Linked DNA regions of Mus musculus: region 2 is linked to region 1. A link is a loop called in an ENCODE intact Hi-C map of the cell type or tissue named here. Cell type or tissue: left cerebral cortex. All regions are shown on one strand. Each heading gives the region's core, and the rest is flanking DNA. Links, peaks and the distances in the headings are about the cores only. Region 1 has its middle 25 kb from the start of Dhrs3. Region 2 holds the start of Aadacl4fm5 (AADACL4 family member 5).

The links. Peaks named below come from ENCODE experiments on the same cell type or tissue, not always from the same donor. Only the 100,000 strongest peaks of a DNase experiment are listed, where the experiment ranks them.
Region 2: a loop joins it to region 1, with 2.7 times the contacts of the local background. A loop is called at or near these places in 4 of 42 quality-filtered maps.

The regions. Positions count from the first base shown.
Region 1 is chr4:144,864,300-144,872,645 of GRCm38, reverse strand. It overlaps a transcript of Vps13d not described here. Among named protein-coding and RNA genes, the nearest start is that of Dhrs3, 25 kb to the left of the region's middle. In left cerebral cortex, for the core only: no CTCF peak of the experiment used is centred there; no DNase peak of the experiment used is centred there.
Region 2 is chr4:144,783,187-144,791,532 of GRCm38, reverse strand. It overlaps Aadacl4fm5 (AADACL4 family member 5), which reads left to right and starts at 4,950. Exons shown (of 4, transcript NM_001126316.1): 1 at 4,950-5,173. The coding sequence starts at 5,006. In left cerebral cortex, for the core only: no CTCF peak of the experiment used is centred there; no DNase peak of the experiment used is centred there.

The sequences.
Region 1 (8,346 bases), core at 282-8,281:
ACCCAGAAGATGTTCCAAATGGTAATAAGGACACATGCTCCACTATGTTTATAGCAGCCTTATTTATAATAGCCAGAAGCTGGAAAGAACCCAGATGTCCATCAACAGAGAAATGGATACAGAAAATGTGGTACATTTACACAATGGAGTACTACTCAGCAATTAAAAACAATGAATTTATGAAATTCTTAGGCAAATGGATGTATCTGGAGGATATCGTCCTGAGTGAGGTAACCCAATCACAAAAGAACACACATGATATGCACTCACTGATAAGTGGATATTAACCCAGAAACTTAGACTACCCAAGATACAATTTGCAAAACACATGAAACTCAAGAAGAAGGAAGACCAAAGTGTGGATACTTCGTTCCTTCTCAGAATGGGAACAAAATACCTATGGAAGGAGTTACAGAGACAAAGTTCAGAGCTGAGATGGAAGAAAGGGTCATCCAGAGAATGCCCCACCTGGGGATCCATCCCATATACAGCAACCAAACCTAGACACTATTGCATATGCCAGCAAGATTTTGCTGACAGAACTCTGATATAGCTGTCTCTTGTGAGGCTATGCCAGTGCCTGGCAAATACAGAAGTGGATGCTCACAGTCATCTATTGGATGGAACACAGGGCCCCTAAAGAAGGAGCTAGAGAAAGTACCCAAGGAGCTAAAGGGGTTGGCAATCCTTTAGGAGTATCAACAATATGATCTAACCAGTACCACCCAGAACTGTCTCTCTAGTTGCACATGTAGCAGAGGATGGCCTAGTCAGCCATCAATGGGAGGAGAGGTCTTTGGTATTGCAAAAATCATATGCGCCAGTACAGGAGAATGCCAGGGCCAAGGAAGTGGGAGTGGGTTGGGGAGCAGGGCAGGGGAAGGGAATAGGGGACTTTTGGGATAGCATTTGAAATGTAAATGAAGAAAATATCTAATAATTAAATGAAAAATTGAAACAAACAAACAAACAAAAAGCAATGTACTCCTTTAATCGCTGCACTCTGGAGACAGCAAATTTGAGACTAGTCAGCTCTACATGGAGAGTTCTAGGTCAGCTAGACCATGCCAACAAAAAAAAAAAAAAAACAAAACAAAACAAATGAAACAAAACCAAACCACCCCCTCTCAACCCATATATGCCCAAGAACCTGGGCATGCTTCCTCCAGTGTCTACTGGAAATGTTAGTATGGTGCTGCTCTGCCTGCTTCCCGTGACTGCTCTCACAGCCTCTCCAAGTGTGAAGTCTACGCTCAGCTAAACATAGTCTTGGTGAAGCCACTGGACTGGAGGTCTTGGGAGAGATGGAAGTAGGTGTTAAAACTCTCAATCTTTCTGTCCCCTAGTGCCCTGTGTTGGAAGGAAGGATAAAGGACATACGCTCATTAAGATTTGGGAACTCAGAAGGCAAATGGCTCTGCCTTTTCTGTTCCTGCAGGAAAGAGGACACCTGTGCCCCTCCATCCAACTATGAAAAACAAAAAAGCTGGCACCAAGAAATTTGAATTTTCCCAGGAATCTCAATGCTGGGAGAAAGAAAAGGCTGAAGCCTGGTGCCAGCCAAAGAGAGCTTGTCTCTCAGGAAGAGACTTCACATGGTTCTGGTAAGTTGTTAGACCACCTTGCTGGAGAGACAAATTGACATAATGATGGTTCAGCAATGGGCAAGACCACACCTTGATCAGGGCTGCTTAGTTTTGCATAGTTATCCTCTATTTAATTTAACTTTGTTTCAGGACTCCAAAGATGGATTGGCAAATCACTAGACTGCTTTGTTTTTCTTACAGTTGTGAGGTGTGTATAGTAGTGAGTGCACAGAAGAATTTTATCTTTGGAATGGTATGACAATAGTTGTGATCACCACTACCACCACCACCACCACCACCACCATCATTATCATCATTATTATTATTTTCCCAACCTACCAGATTAAGACAATGTAGAACCATAAGCAGCAGGCTCTGTATTTGGTATGTGTTTAGAAACACTTCCTTTTTTTTCCCCCTCTCTTACTTGGTGTTTGCCACCACTCAGGTGGTGGACATTCATACTTAAGAGAAAAAAACTTTTAATGAAAGATTTTATTTTAAATTATGTGTGTGTGTGTGTGTGTGTGTGTGTGTGTGATATGAGTTCAGTACTTGTGGAGGCCAGGAGAGGGTTCTGGATCTCCTGGAGGTGGAGTTACAGGCAGTTGTGAGCTACCCAATATTAGTACTGGGAATCAGACTCAGATGCTTTGCATGAGCAGTAAGTAAGTGCTCTTAACTGCTGAGCCATCTTTTCAGACCCAGGCTGACAATTTTGGAATGACACCATGGCTTGGATGATGCATGTTGGACAATGATGAGTGCGTTCATGGTTCCAAGTGGACTCTTTGGATGCTGCTGTTCACGTTTTTCAGGAATGGGTCTATAAGTGCCTGTGGTGATAGGGTTAGTTCCTGTATACCACAAAAGTGAGGTAAGCAGCCTGCAGAGTTTGTGAGTGTTGTTTGCTTTCATGGGTGCTAAAAGAAAGATGGAGCCAGCTTACATGGTTTTCTAAGGGACAGCCTAAACTACATACCTGGACCACAAAACAGAGGTCTGCAAAGAATAAACTAGAACTTCATCACAGGGTACCCCATAGTAATGGCATTTTGTGAATGTGGGTTAGCTTGCCTGGACTCAAATCCCCTTTCAGGTATGCAAACATTGATGGAGTTACTTAAACCTCTTCTTGACTGTTTTTTTTTCATCAGAAGAATGAGAATAGTCACTATGACCTTCTCATACCTTTGTGTGAAGTTGTGTGAGACAGTGAGTTAAAGGGTAAGTGACAATGTTTGGCATAGAATATACCCTGGCAAAGCATAGAATAAAAATGTCTGTTCTATGTAATTGGCTTTGGAATTGTACTTTTGGAGCAAACAACCTGTTGTATTGGAACAGGACTTGTCCCAACTCAAGCTTGTGCTGGATCCTGGTTTCCCAATGCAGGAGTGTTGGAAGCTGATGACATGGGAGGGGGCAGAGCTGTCATGGATGGACTAATGGGTTTCTCATGTGAGTGAATCCTGCTCTTTCGGGACTGCAGTGATTACCCTGACAGTAGGTATATATAAACTAATGCCCCTCTTCTCCTGTTTCTTCTGCTCATGTCTACTTCTTTTTCTTATTTCCAACATGATTTTAAATGGCACGAGACCTTTGTTTCATGTGGCCACTTGAATTTGGGTTTCTAAACTTTTGAAACATGTGACAAGATAAACCCCATTCTGTAAGTTATCCAGTCTTAGGTGTTATGTCCCAGCAAGGGACAGCAGATTAAGACACTTACTCACATATTCTCATGGCCTAGGACAATTCTTGACATAGACACTCAAATATTTGTTGAAAGAATAAACAAGGGTGGGAGAGACGCCTCAGTGGTTCCAGAAGACCTCAGTATTTAGCTCTGGCTTTCTAGGACATGCACTCAAGTGCACATTACTACACAAAGACACATATGCACACACGTTAATGAAAATAATATACATACATACACATACATACATACACACATACATACACATATACATGCATGCACACAGGCACACACACACACACACACACACACACACACAAGCTAGATCAGGGGGTGCTGCTCAATTTCTTGCCTGTAGGGAGTGGAAGAAGCCCCGAGTAAGTTCAGGTCCTCAGCACCTACATAAAAAGCCAGCTCAGCACCATGGTACTAAAAGCCTGTTATTCCAGTGATGTGTGGAAAATGTAAACATTTTGTCACTGTTGTCGTCGTTGTCATTATCATCGCCATCATCATGATGTAAAACTATTAAAATGGCAAAGAAGCCACTTGGAAGAAATTCAAATTTCTGCAGGGTCAGCAGTTCTTAAAATCACACTATATGCTTAAGTTTTATATCTTCTTAGCACTACTTTAGTGTGTGAATATGAGACTGAGTCCTGTTAATTCAGAGTGAGGCATAGGACCCATCTGCATTAGGGATAACAATGCCTCCTTCATCTCCCAAAATCTCACTGGGTGTATGTAATTGGTTGACTTGACACCCTTCTGCAGAAGTAAAACGTTTGGATTGTGTGGTCACTTTTTTGAAATCCCAGATCCACTTGTCACAGGTGGGAAGTAGAGACAGCTGGATTCCCAGAAGCTCTCAGTGCCAAGCTCCAAACCAATAAAAGGCTCAGTCTCAAGCCAAAAGGGGAAGGCACCTGAGGACCAACACCTCTGACTTCAACACACACCCTATACACAGTTATTCCTCTATCCCACCCTTGTGTGAACATGGACCTCTACATGCCTGTGCGCACACATGAACAACAGATTTGAGAAAGTTCATTACAAAGTGGACAAGTATCTCGTGTGTTGAATACTCAAAGATTTCTTGCCTTGTGCCCATCCCAACCCCCTCATTACCATGATGCCCTTCCCTACACACAGATTTGAGTACGAAATACTTCATTCATGTGCCTTCCCATCTGCTTCACTGTGCTCAATTTACCACTAGCAGCTGGGTCAGCTGGCCACTATTCAATTTGTCACAAAAATGTAAGAGATGGAGCAATAACAGATGGGCCTTTTTTGCCTGCTGAGTGCTGAGATTAAAGGAGCGTGCTACGTACGAGACAGAGGTTGACTTCAAAGTTGAGAGCCTCCTGTGTTAGCCTCTAGTGCTGGAATGACAGACTTGCCCTCCCCTCAGTCAGTTTGAATGAATGAGTTATATACCATTTAGTCTACTTATGATGCCTGACACTACATGTGTGACCATCATGGTATAATATGTATTCTTCATAACAAATAGCTTATGTTGATTGATCCTGTATTTCTGTCAGTTGCTCCAGTGTTTACTGATTTAATAATTGTTCAGAAGTAAGCATGGGTCATAGGTGGACAGCTTAACGGAGTGCCGGGAAGGGAGCACATCTGTGTAGCCAACTCACATTTGAAGAAGTAGAATGTCACCAGCACCTAAAAAGCAAGCCTTACAGTACCTACTTCCCTTCCCAACAAGGATAGGAACTTGCAACCCACTAATTCCTTTGATAGGTGTCTAGTTTCATTTCTGCTGCAGTGATAAATGGGGACTAAAAAACACAGCTCAGGGGAGAAAGGGACTACTTTATCTCACAGTTTCAGGGACATTAAGGCAGAAGCTTCAAACAACTCTTCATATTATATCCATTGTCATGAGCAGAAAGAAATGAATGCATGCATGCTTATTTGCTTGCTTGCCCTCAGTCCAATTTCTCCACTCTCATACAGTTCATGATCTCCTGCATAGGGAATGGTACTGCCCACAGTGGGATGAATATTCTTGCATCAGTGTCAATAAGACAATCCCCCATAGACATGCCCACAGGACAACACAATGCAGGCAGCAACACTTTTTTCCCAGGTGGTTCTAGGTTGTGTCAAGCTGACAATTAAAGATAACTAGCACACTAGGAGTTTCTGCAAGATATATAAAAATATGCCTATAAAATTGCTTGTGAAAAAAGTAATATAAAACAGTTGAAAATTGTTAAGGCCTAGGTAAGTGTTATCTGTCTAGCCTGCCATTTAGTGCTGTTACTAATATCATAAGAAAACTTTCATATGTGCTGTTACTAGAAAAATTTTTTCATGCCCAAGTTGATTGCATACTCTGTTATGCTGTGTGCTTTAGTGCTTTGGAAACCATTCACAATAGAAGTCAGTTAGAACTGCTTTGTAGTTAGGCACATTAAACTTGGACCTGATTCAACCACCAGGCAGCACTTCCTGCACCTATGTATAAGTTTTTATGGTTTTTTGCTTTTATAAGCTGCTCCTGGGATGGACTCCAACATAAGAGAGATAACTTGCACTGATACAAGAAGCTATTTGGAATAAAACTTCCATTTTGAGTGAGGGGGTGGAGTAAAGTTGAAGTTACCAAGGCCTCCCTGGGAAGTGACACCCTGCTTGGCAGTAACAGATATGTACATGGATAACTGATGTCTTGGTTAACAAGTTAAGACATGAATGCATAAGGCAAGGTAATTTCACTGGCACAGTTGAATACCTTAACCAATAGGAGCAGGATAAGTATACGACGAAGACATTTTCCTAAGGAAATCCCCTAGCCCTAAATCCCAGTTGGTGGAATAACTTGGCACATAAGTTTGTGGATTTCAGGGCTTAAAGGATCTGTTGATTCCTGGCTCAAGTTGACAGCTAGTTCCCAGTTCTGGTCTGCAGTCCCAGTCAAGCAGTCTTAGGGTGTGGTGTTCAATAAACCATCCCTGTTTGACTGAAATTGAGTGGTTTGTGCAATGATTCCCAGGCCCCAAAAGAAATATCTGAAATATCTAATGGCAACCTTGTATTATCATGCTTTGGAATTCTATTTATCAAAAGAAAGGAATGCCTAATATATGCGAAATAACAAATAAATCTTGAAGGCATTATTTCACATGACAAGTCTCACAAAAACATATTGTATGCTTCTACTCAGACAAAGTGTGTGGTGAGAATACAAGTGCTTGAAAAACTTTTTTTAAGTGTATGTGTGTGTTTAAAAGACAGGATCTCACTATATAGTCTCAGCTGTTCTGGAACACACTTTGTAGACCAGGCTGGCCTCAAACTCATAGAGATCCACCTGCTTTCGCCTTCTGAATCTTTAGATTATGGGTGTGCAACCCAAATGTTGAATTTTTATTTTTAGTTTCATGTTATTTATATGAGTATTTTAATTGTATGTTCATATTTGCATCATGTGCATTCCTGATGCTCCAGGAGTTCAGAAGAGGTTATAGAATCCCCTGGAACTGAAATTTCAGATGGTTGTGAACTACCATGTGGGTGCTGGAAACTGAATCTGCAAGAATAGTAAGTGCTTTTATTCTTAGAGCCATCTCTCCAGCCCTTGAATTTTTTCAGACAACTTTTCATGTAGTCCAGGTTTTGTACTTCCAAAGAACTGGGATTACAGCTGTGTGCCACTAAACCTAGTTTATGTGATGTTGAGAATTAAACTCAGGGTTCTGTCCATGCTGGCCATTTTACCTACTGAGCTACATTTCTAGTTCTTGAACTAAAACAAATAATTATATAGGAGAAACAAAGATGATTTGTGACTTTAGTTTCCAATTGTAGCAAGAGAATGAAAAATTGAAATATTTTTCCAATGCTATGAAATCATTCATCTATTTTCTGCCTATGAATTTTCTTATTCTGAATATTTCAGATGAATGGAATAATTTATCACATGGTCTCTTTTGACTGAACTTTTTAAGTTAGCATCACGTTATTAAGGTTCATCTATGATGTAGCATGTTCTTCTTACGAGTGGATAATACTTCCTTGTATGACCATTGCATACACTAGCAAGATTTTGCTAAAAAGACCCAGATATAGCTGTCTCTTGTGAGACTATGCCGGGGCCTAGCAAACACAGAAGTGGATGCTCACAGTCAGCTTTTGGATGGATCACAGGGCCCCCAATGGAGGAGTTAGAGAAAGTAACCAAGGAGCTAAAGGGATCTGCAACCCTATAGGTGGAACATCAATATGAACTAACCAGTACCCCCTGGAGCTCGTGTCTCTAGCTGCATATGTATCAGAAGATGGCCTAGTCAGCCATCAGTGGAAAGAGAGGCCCATTGGTCGTGCAAACTTTATATAACCCAGTACAGGGGAACGCCAGGGCCAAGAAGTGGGAGTGGGTGGGTGGGGGAGTGGGTGGGGGAGCGTGTGGGGGACTTTTGGGATAGCATTGGAAATGTAAATGAAATAAATACCCAATAATACTTCCTTGTATGAATACACCACACCTGGTGTTTGTCCATTCAGCAGGTGATGACCATTTGGCTAGGGTGATGGTTAATCCTGAATTTTTAACTCTAGAGAATTTAGAACCTCCATGGAAACACACCTCTGGGTATTTCTGTGAGGATAGCCCCAAGAAGATTTAACTGAGGGGGCAAGACTCACCTCAGTGTGGGCAGCACCATCCCGTAAATTGTGGTTTTGCGAATGTAGCTCTTTCACCTCCATCTCTCTGCTTCTTGACTGTGCCTGCAAAGCTAGCTACCTCCTGCTTCTGCTTCCACATCTCCCTAGCCGTGATTTTACAACATATCCCTTAAACAGAAGTACGGATTTTCTCTTTTATGTTACTTTTGTCTTAGCAATGAGAAAAGTAGCAAATATAGAGAGTTGGTACCAAGAAGTTGAGTTGATGCTGCGATGAATCTGCCTATGTGGTTCATAGGCTTTTGAGGCTGTTTTGTAAGAGGAATGTGGAAGAGTTTGGAACTGTGGATGAGAAAAGCTCTAGATTCATGTAAATGAAACCTAGGAGACCATTCTAGTAGG
Region 2 (8,346 bases), core at 252-8,251, 81 kb after region 1:
CCTTCTTCATCATTGGGGGGCATCACAAGAATGGCAGTATACACCTGGGAGCATTGAAAAGTGAATGTGATTGGGATACATTATATGAGATTCACAAATAAGCAAGAAAAATATTTTAGAAAAAATATTCATTACATGTGTCTCTGTTTCATGTATACTAGTATGAACGTGCATGTGACACAACACACATGTGGAAACCAGAAGGCAACTTTCCATAGCTGGTCTTCACCTTTACTCTTGAGGCAGGCTCTGTCTTGTTTCCACCATTTCTGGGTACTTTTGTCAGGCAGCCCACGAAATTCTGGGTAGTCTCTTGTCTCTGCCTTGTACTTCATGGTAGAAGTGTTGGGATTACACATTGCAAACACTTTTGAATTTCAATCTTGAAGACTGATATCTGTTTGACAGGCTGTATGGCAAAGGGTTCTGATTTCTGAGCCATACTGCCATCCCAGATGCTGGCTGTTATTGTTTTACTTAAACAGGTACACTTATTGATGTGTATGTGCATGTGTGTGTGCATATACATGTGAGTGCCTATATGCTTGTGTGTGTGTGTGTGTGTGTATTTGCTTACCACAGTATATGTGTGCAGCTCAGAGGACAACATGTGGTAGTCAGTTCACTTCTACTATGTAGGTCTTGGGGGTCAAACTCAGTTTTTCATGTTTGGTGGCAAGTGCCTTATTTAACTGTTGAACATCTTGTTGGCCATTAATTGACTATTTCAACTAGAAGATTCACTGCAAATCTGTGTCCTGATTTGGAACACTAAACAGTGGGAAATCAGCGAACTAAGGTGTTGGGATGAAAATTGCATTGTTTACCCTAGCTCTTCTGTGGAATCAAGTCCATGGCACACAATCCGACTGAAGTGTCAGGACATTAGGACTGTGTAACCCTGGCCAGACCTATTCCCGGGAGCCACAGTTGTTGGGGATGCTGTGAGAATGTAATCCTAGTATGTGTGGAAATCCTGTTCTCTGGTTCTTCTTGCTGGGTTAGGTAAGATTTCATAGATTGTTTTGTCTTTCTGAAGCAGAATTCTCAGCCTCTCACTGGCTAGATTGTGTGGAGTTCTGAGAGACAGGTTAGGTAACTCTGTCAGACAAACTCTGGGAGGAGAGTGTGGAGGCACAGCTGTTAGTAAAACCAGATCGGCACTCAAAACAGCAGCTCCTAGGGGCTCTGGAGCATCTGGGTCAAAGCTGTTTTGTGGCTGGTGCTGCCAGCACAGCTGCTTACATTCTTACTGGGAGTCTCTGTACAGGCTGTCATCCAGCATCTTCTCATGGTTGAAATTCCATCTACCCTGAGGCATCTAGACAAATTAAGGCTTTTTTGAATGCATGTTGCAGTACTTGGTAGCTTTGGTCAGTCTTCCCTTGGCCATGCCAGAGTTGGGGGTGCTTTTTTGTACCCTACTCTTCTCATCAAGTTTCCTCTCTTCTTTCTCTAGATTTTACTTAGGGCAGTAAAGGCAGCCCAGCTAAAAGAACATATCCCACATACAGGTAACAGCTTATGGGATAGCTCCCACACAAAGTCCAAGCTGTACTTCTGCTACATATGTGTGGGGAGGCCTAGATACTACCCATGTATGTTCTTTTGTTGGTGGTTCAGGCTTTGAGAGTCCCAAGTGCCCAGGCTAGTTGACTCTGTTGTTCTTTTATGGCATAAAATAGAATCTCAGAGTTGTTTTGATTTGTATTTCCCTAATGACTAAGAACTTTGAACATTTTCTTAAGTGCTTTGTGGCTATTTGAGATTCCTGTTGAGAATTTTCTGTTTAGCTTTGTGCCACATCTTTAAATTGAGTTATTTGGGTTGTTGGTGTTTAACTTCTTGAGTGCTTTATAAATTTTGGATATCAGCCCTCTGTCAGATGTAGGGGTTGTTGAAGATCCTTTCCCAATCTGTAAGCTGCTGTTTTGTCCTATTGACAGTTTCCTTTGCCTTACAGAAACTTTGCAGTTTCATGAGGTTTCATTTATTAATTGTTCTTAGAGCCTGAGTCACGGTGTTCTGTTCAGGAAACTGTCTCCTATACTGATGCATGCAAGGCTATTCCCTCTTTCTCTTCTATGAGATTCACTATATCTGGTTTTATGTTGAAGTTCTTGATTCACTTGGATTTGAGTTTTGTGCAAGGTGATAAAAATGGATCTCTCTTCATCCTTCTAAATGTAGACGTCAGTTAAGCCAGCACTGTTTGTTAAAGATGCTTTCTTTTTTCCAATGTGTGGTTTAGATTCTTTATCAAAAATCAAGTGACCATACGAGTGTTGGTTTATTTCTTGGTCTTCTATTAGATTCTACTGTTCAGTGTGTCTGTTTCTATAACAAACCATGTAGTTTTTTTTTCTTTTTAAAGGCATTTTTATTAGATACTTTCTTCATTTACATTTCAAATGCTATCCCCAAAGCACCCTATACCTGCCCCTGCCTACCCTGCTCCCCAACCCACCCACTATGCTTCCTGGCCCTGGCATTCCCCTGTACTGGTGCATATGATCTTCGCAATACCAAGGGCCTCTCCTCCCATCAGTGGCTGACTAGGCCATCCTCTGCTACATATGCAGTCAGAGACACAGTGCTGGGGGGGGGTACTGGTTAGTTCATATTGTTGTTCCTCCTATAGGACTGCAGACCCCTTTAGCTCCTTGGTACCATGTAGTTTTAATCACAATTGCACCATAGTGTAGCTTGAGAGCAGGGATGGTGATTCCTCCTGAAATTCTTTTATTGTTCAGGATTGTTTTGGCTATCCTGTTTTTTTTTCCTTTTCTTTTTCTTTTCTTTCTTTTTTTTTTTTTGATTTTCTATATGAAGTTGAGAATTGCTCTTTCAAGGTCTATAAAATTGTGTAGGAATTTTGGTGGGAATTGCATTAAATCTGTAGATTGCTTTTGGTAAGATGGCTATTTTCACTATGTTAACTGCCTATTTATCAACATGGGAGATCTTTCTATCTTTTGATATCTTCCAAAATTTCTTCCTCCAGATACTTGAAGTTTTTGTCATAACTTATCTTTTACTTGCTTGGTTAGAGTCACATCAAGATAATTTATATTACTCTTGGCTATTGTAAAGGGTATTTCCTTCCTGGTCAGTTTACCATTTGTGTAAAGGAGGGCTTCTGATTTCTTTAATTTTGTAAACCATCTATTTGTGTGTGTGTGTATGTGTATCATATTAATAGCATAAATCTTTCCTAAAATCTAGTCCTTTTGGCCTTCCCTAAAAAAGGTTTATTCATTGTAGTTCACAGACCATGGCAAAACTATCTCAGGAGTCTCACCTGCTAGTTTTCAGCCTCTCCTACATGACTTCTGCCACATATCATTAATAATGTCAGCGACTGGTGCCTGTCCATTGGATGAAGGCCAGTTATTGGTTGGCCATTCCTTCAGTCTCTGCCTGATTTTTGTTCCTGCATTTCTTTTAGACAGGACAAAATTTGAGTCTAAAGTTTTGAGAGTGGGTCATTGTTCCTTCACTGGGGGTCCTGCCTGCTTATAGGAGGTGGCCTCTTCAGGTTTAGTGTCCCCATTGTTAAACATCTTGACTAAGGTTATATGCATTGACTCCTAGAAGCCTCCCCCATCCCAGGTCTCTGTGAGACTTCCTAGAGATTCCCTCCACCTCCCACCTCCAGCAGCTACAGATTTCCATTCATTCTCCTGGCCCTCTGGGTCTCTCATGTTTCTCCCCATACCTGATTCTGCTCTCCCTTTCCCCTTCCGCTTTTCTCTTCCATCCAGTGTCCTCCCTCCTTCTGCCTCCTATGACTATTCTGTTTCCTCTTCTAAGTGAGATTCAAGCATCCTCAATTGGGCCTTCCTTCTTGTTTAGTTTCTTTGGGTCTGTGGGGTGTATCATAAGTATTCTGTTCTTTATGGCTAATATTTACTTATAAGTGAGTACATATCATAAATGTCCTTTTGGGACTGGGTTAACTCACTCAGGATATTTTCTAGTTTCATCCATTTGCCTGCAAAATTCATGATGTTCTTGTTTTTAATAGCTGACTAGTATTCCATTGTGTAAATGAACCACACTTTCTATATCCATTCTTTGGTTGAGGGATATCTGAGTTGTTTCTAGTTTCTAGCTATTATGAATAAAGCTGCTATGAACATAATAGAGCATGTGTCCTTGTGGTATGGTGGTGCATCCTTTGAGTATATACATGGGTTTTCAGGTAGAACTATTTCCAATTTTCTGGGAAACAGCCAGATTGAGTTTGAGAGTAGTTGTATAAGTTTTCAATTCCATCAGCAATATAGGAGTGTTTGTCTTTCTCCACATTCTCACTAGCATGTGCTGTTGCTTGAGTTTTTTTTTTAAGTGTATTAGTTTTTAGATCACAGAGTACATCATTTCGAATTTCAGACTGACTTTTGAAAGTGTCTTTTAAATTTAAATCACTGTGATTCTTGTGTGCCTGCCTCTGTCTCCCAAGTGTTGGGATTAAAGGCATGTGCACCCCAAGTGCTGAATTAAAGGCATGAACTACTGCCTGCTTATGGATTTCTTAGAATAGTTATTTTTTAGTGTTGGGGTAAACTTTCAAGTTTTTAATGCATGATCTATCATTCTTGTTAATATATTCTGAATTTGTTCCCTGGCAAAATTTTATATTCTGGTCTTAATTAAACATGATGCCAATGTGTTTACTATTTCACTGTTTTCAAACATTTTTTTCCATCTTACTTGTATGAGCTTACAATTTGAGTCTTTGCTGATGCTGTGAGAGTGTAATTTTAGTGTTCTATGGAAGTCTTATTCTCAGATTATTCTTAGAGGTTTAAGGGATTTTTTTTTTCTGGACCTGGTTTATCTGTCTCTAATTGGCTGACTAGTGTGAAGTTCTGAGAGACAGGTCAGAGGATTGTGTCAGAGGGTGGAGGCAGCAGTAAAACTGGATCAGGTGCTCTGCTTATAACTTCTGAAGTAAGTTCCCCAGGACAGCAACTCCTTGGGGCTCTGGAGCACCTGGATCATGTCTGTTCTGTGGCTGGTGCTTCTAGCAGGAGTATCCACATTCTTCCTGGGGGTCTTTGTATGGGCCATCATACAACACTTTCTCACTGTTGAAATTCCATCTACCCTGAAGCATCCAGCCAAATTAAGGTTTTTGCATTGCATGCTCCTGTACCTGATAACTCTGGTGAGTCTTTCCTTGAGCCCCATGATGGATTGGAGTTCATTATACTTTATAATTTGACTGTCACTTCCCTGTCTTCTTTTTCTAGATTTTCATAAGATTGAGTTGGAGAAGTCTTTTATATCCTACTTCTCACCTTCTACATCTATTTCCCTTCTCATTTTTTATTTTCTATGCATTTTCTTCTCTCTTCTATACTTCCTCTCCAACTTTTTCTTTTATATCCCAATTTCTGTTTTTTTTTTCCCACCAAGATAGTATCTCAAAATGTAGTCTAGCCTGGCTTTGGTCTTATACTTGACACCTCCTATTCCATCTCCTGTGGGTTGAAATTACAAAGTACATTACTAGACTTGTCTATGACACTCTTTTCTGAAGACCAAGAAAATAGCTTCAGGTCCAGTTGCTGTACATTAAAGCCTGATAGATCTAAAAGCACTTTCATCCATGGCCTCCTCAATCCCCATTTTTACTTTTCCAGATGATTTCCTTCCATCCATGTGACACCTTGAGTACAGAAATTAATTTACTCTGTTTTTTCCTGAGCACAGATAAGGCTATGTTTGATGAAATACATGTTATGGATTAACCCAGTTCTTTAGCTGTGTTGTACTGGACAGTGGTGCCCTGAGACTGCTTTCTGGGATGGAAATTGGGGAAGGTATCAGCGTATGTTCATAGGTACAGCAGATGTGGGAAACATAGTTTGACTTCATATATTGAGTAAGTAATTGGGATGAGACCTGATGTCCCAAATCAGAGTAGAAATTAGGTAACAACCAGAAATTTTCAGTGATTACCTCAGAGGACCTGAGGGGAAGGTGTCAAGGTGATGATTATTCCGGCAGTCTATTTGGTCAGCATTGCTGCTGTGTCCTCACTGGCTCATGAGCCTCTTTGTTAATTTCTTTGTGCCTCAGGATTCTTATCTGAAGTGAAGTAATGATATATGAATCACTAGGTTGGTGAAAGCATTAGGTGACAGTTGATAAGACTTTTTAAGCTTTTAATAAGTTGTAGAAATATATTCCTATCCTGTGAAAAATTTCCACTGTGAACAATGGACCAACATTAGAGAAAGAAGCAAGGTTTAGGGTTGCTGGTCAATTTAAGCTCCTGGCAATACATATGAGGGCCTTGGGCCTCCCAAGGTACAAAAACACATGGATCTTTCCAATCTTATAGTTTCATTTAAACAATAGCCCTTAAGCTAAGCTTGCTACATGTGGTCCCACTTGATGTTGATTTGAGTCTAGGGTTTGCTTTGCAGAGTGTTTTCTGTATGGGAGACCCTGCCTGAACTTTGTAGCCCAGAGGCACCAGGAACCCTGCATATGAGGGTGGTGAACACAAGGATATCCATGTGGTTAATAATCACATGCCCCAAAACAGAGAAAGGAGAATTGCAGAAGAGAAAGAATAGCCTGTAAATATTCTATTTTCCCAAGATGAGCAGCTACGACTTTATGACATCAACAACAACAACCACGGGATATTTATTTATTTTTTGAAAGTTTCATATACAACCTTGTTTTGTTCAAAATTTTAAAATAATCATATATTATTTATTCTATAAGTGGAGTACAAGAGTTTAATGGCATGCATGTAGTTACTCTCATAAGAGACCACTTGCTCAGTGGAAGGGAGACATCTGAGTAATTCTACATTTGCAATAGCATCTTAAATACTCTGTAAATGAGTCCGTGTAGTAAGGTGTGGCTTCCAAAGAAGAAGCATCCATCACTGTGAGGAGGAAGTTCTTTTTTTCAAGAATGTGTTCTCAAAGCTTGAACATTCAAGTTTTTTTGGAGCCTTCTGCAGCTTGTTAGGCCTAGGACCTCAATTCTGTACTTGAGCTTAGAGCCTCCTCCTGCAACAGTTGGCTATTGCCTCTGGAAATCCTTCAAATCTCACAGATTTCAGAAATACAATGTTTTGATTTATTCTTTTACTTATTAAGTCTCATGGGTTTCTTGCTCCCTCTTGCATGGCGTGTTGCCATACAGAAGAGACAGCTTTACAACATTCCATCTTTCTCTCGCTCTCTTTGTTTTCTTACATCCTCCTTAAGTTCTTCATCAAAATTCCCTGAGCCTCACAGTGGGCAATAATTGTGGTCCTTCAAGACTAATTATTGAGCCACTGTCCTATATCAACTGCATCTTATTCTCAGGAGTTTCATTGGTGGTTGTTGGTCTGCTGCAAACATCCATCGCAAAAGGAAGTTCTTGCTGTGGGGCCAGCCCTGGCAGATCTTCTTTCTTGTTCAGCTCTCCTTGAGGCAGCAGAAGAAAGAGAGCATTGGTGGGGGTAAGACTTGGTGTTATGAGATATGGGGGTAAGACTTGGTCTTATGAGATATTTACAATTGGTATACAATGATAAAAATATTTACTTATCTATGTCTAAGTCCCTTTGCTACTGTAGCTGACCTGCCTGAATCCCTTTGAGGCCAACACTGCAGTCTCTGGCATTTAGCACTTCATCATAAAACATCAGGGTATTAAGTAAAGGATTAATTGCTAAAGCCTTACTTTTTGTCTGGACGCCTCTCACTTGTTAGGAGAAGATAATCACACTTGCAGAAGGAAAAAGCAAATATTTACAAACACATAAATTCATATACAGATTCATGCATGCATATTTATACATTTCTATTCAAACAAGTTGTGTCCAGCTTGCATACATTCTCATAATTACATACTTGCACGTGAACACACACACACACACACACACACACACACACACACACACACACACACACACACACACACACGCATTTGGAGTAAAAGACCAAGCACCAATGCCAAAAGAAACTCACTCATTCTAGATGAAAATTGAGCTTCAATCTTTATCACATAGTGAAAGAAAAAGCTTCTACCTTTTTATTGCTAAATGAATTAAACCCATGTCTGTAAAACTAAGCCTGCCTTATTATTAAGAAAATACCCTTTCTGACTCATGGTAAGGAGAAGGCTGCCTGATCCTTGTGCTTTCTCTGCAGCTTCTTGTTTTTTCCTCTTCCCCACTGTATTCTGCATACTGCTCTTTTATTTTTTGGTGTTACTTTATAGTTTCTAAGTTATTCCACTCTACAGTCTCCTTCTAATCTTGCTCTCTCCTCCTGCTCTGATGTCACAATAATGCTATTACTCTTAGTGCCTTTTCTTCCAATG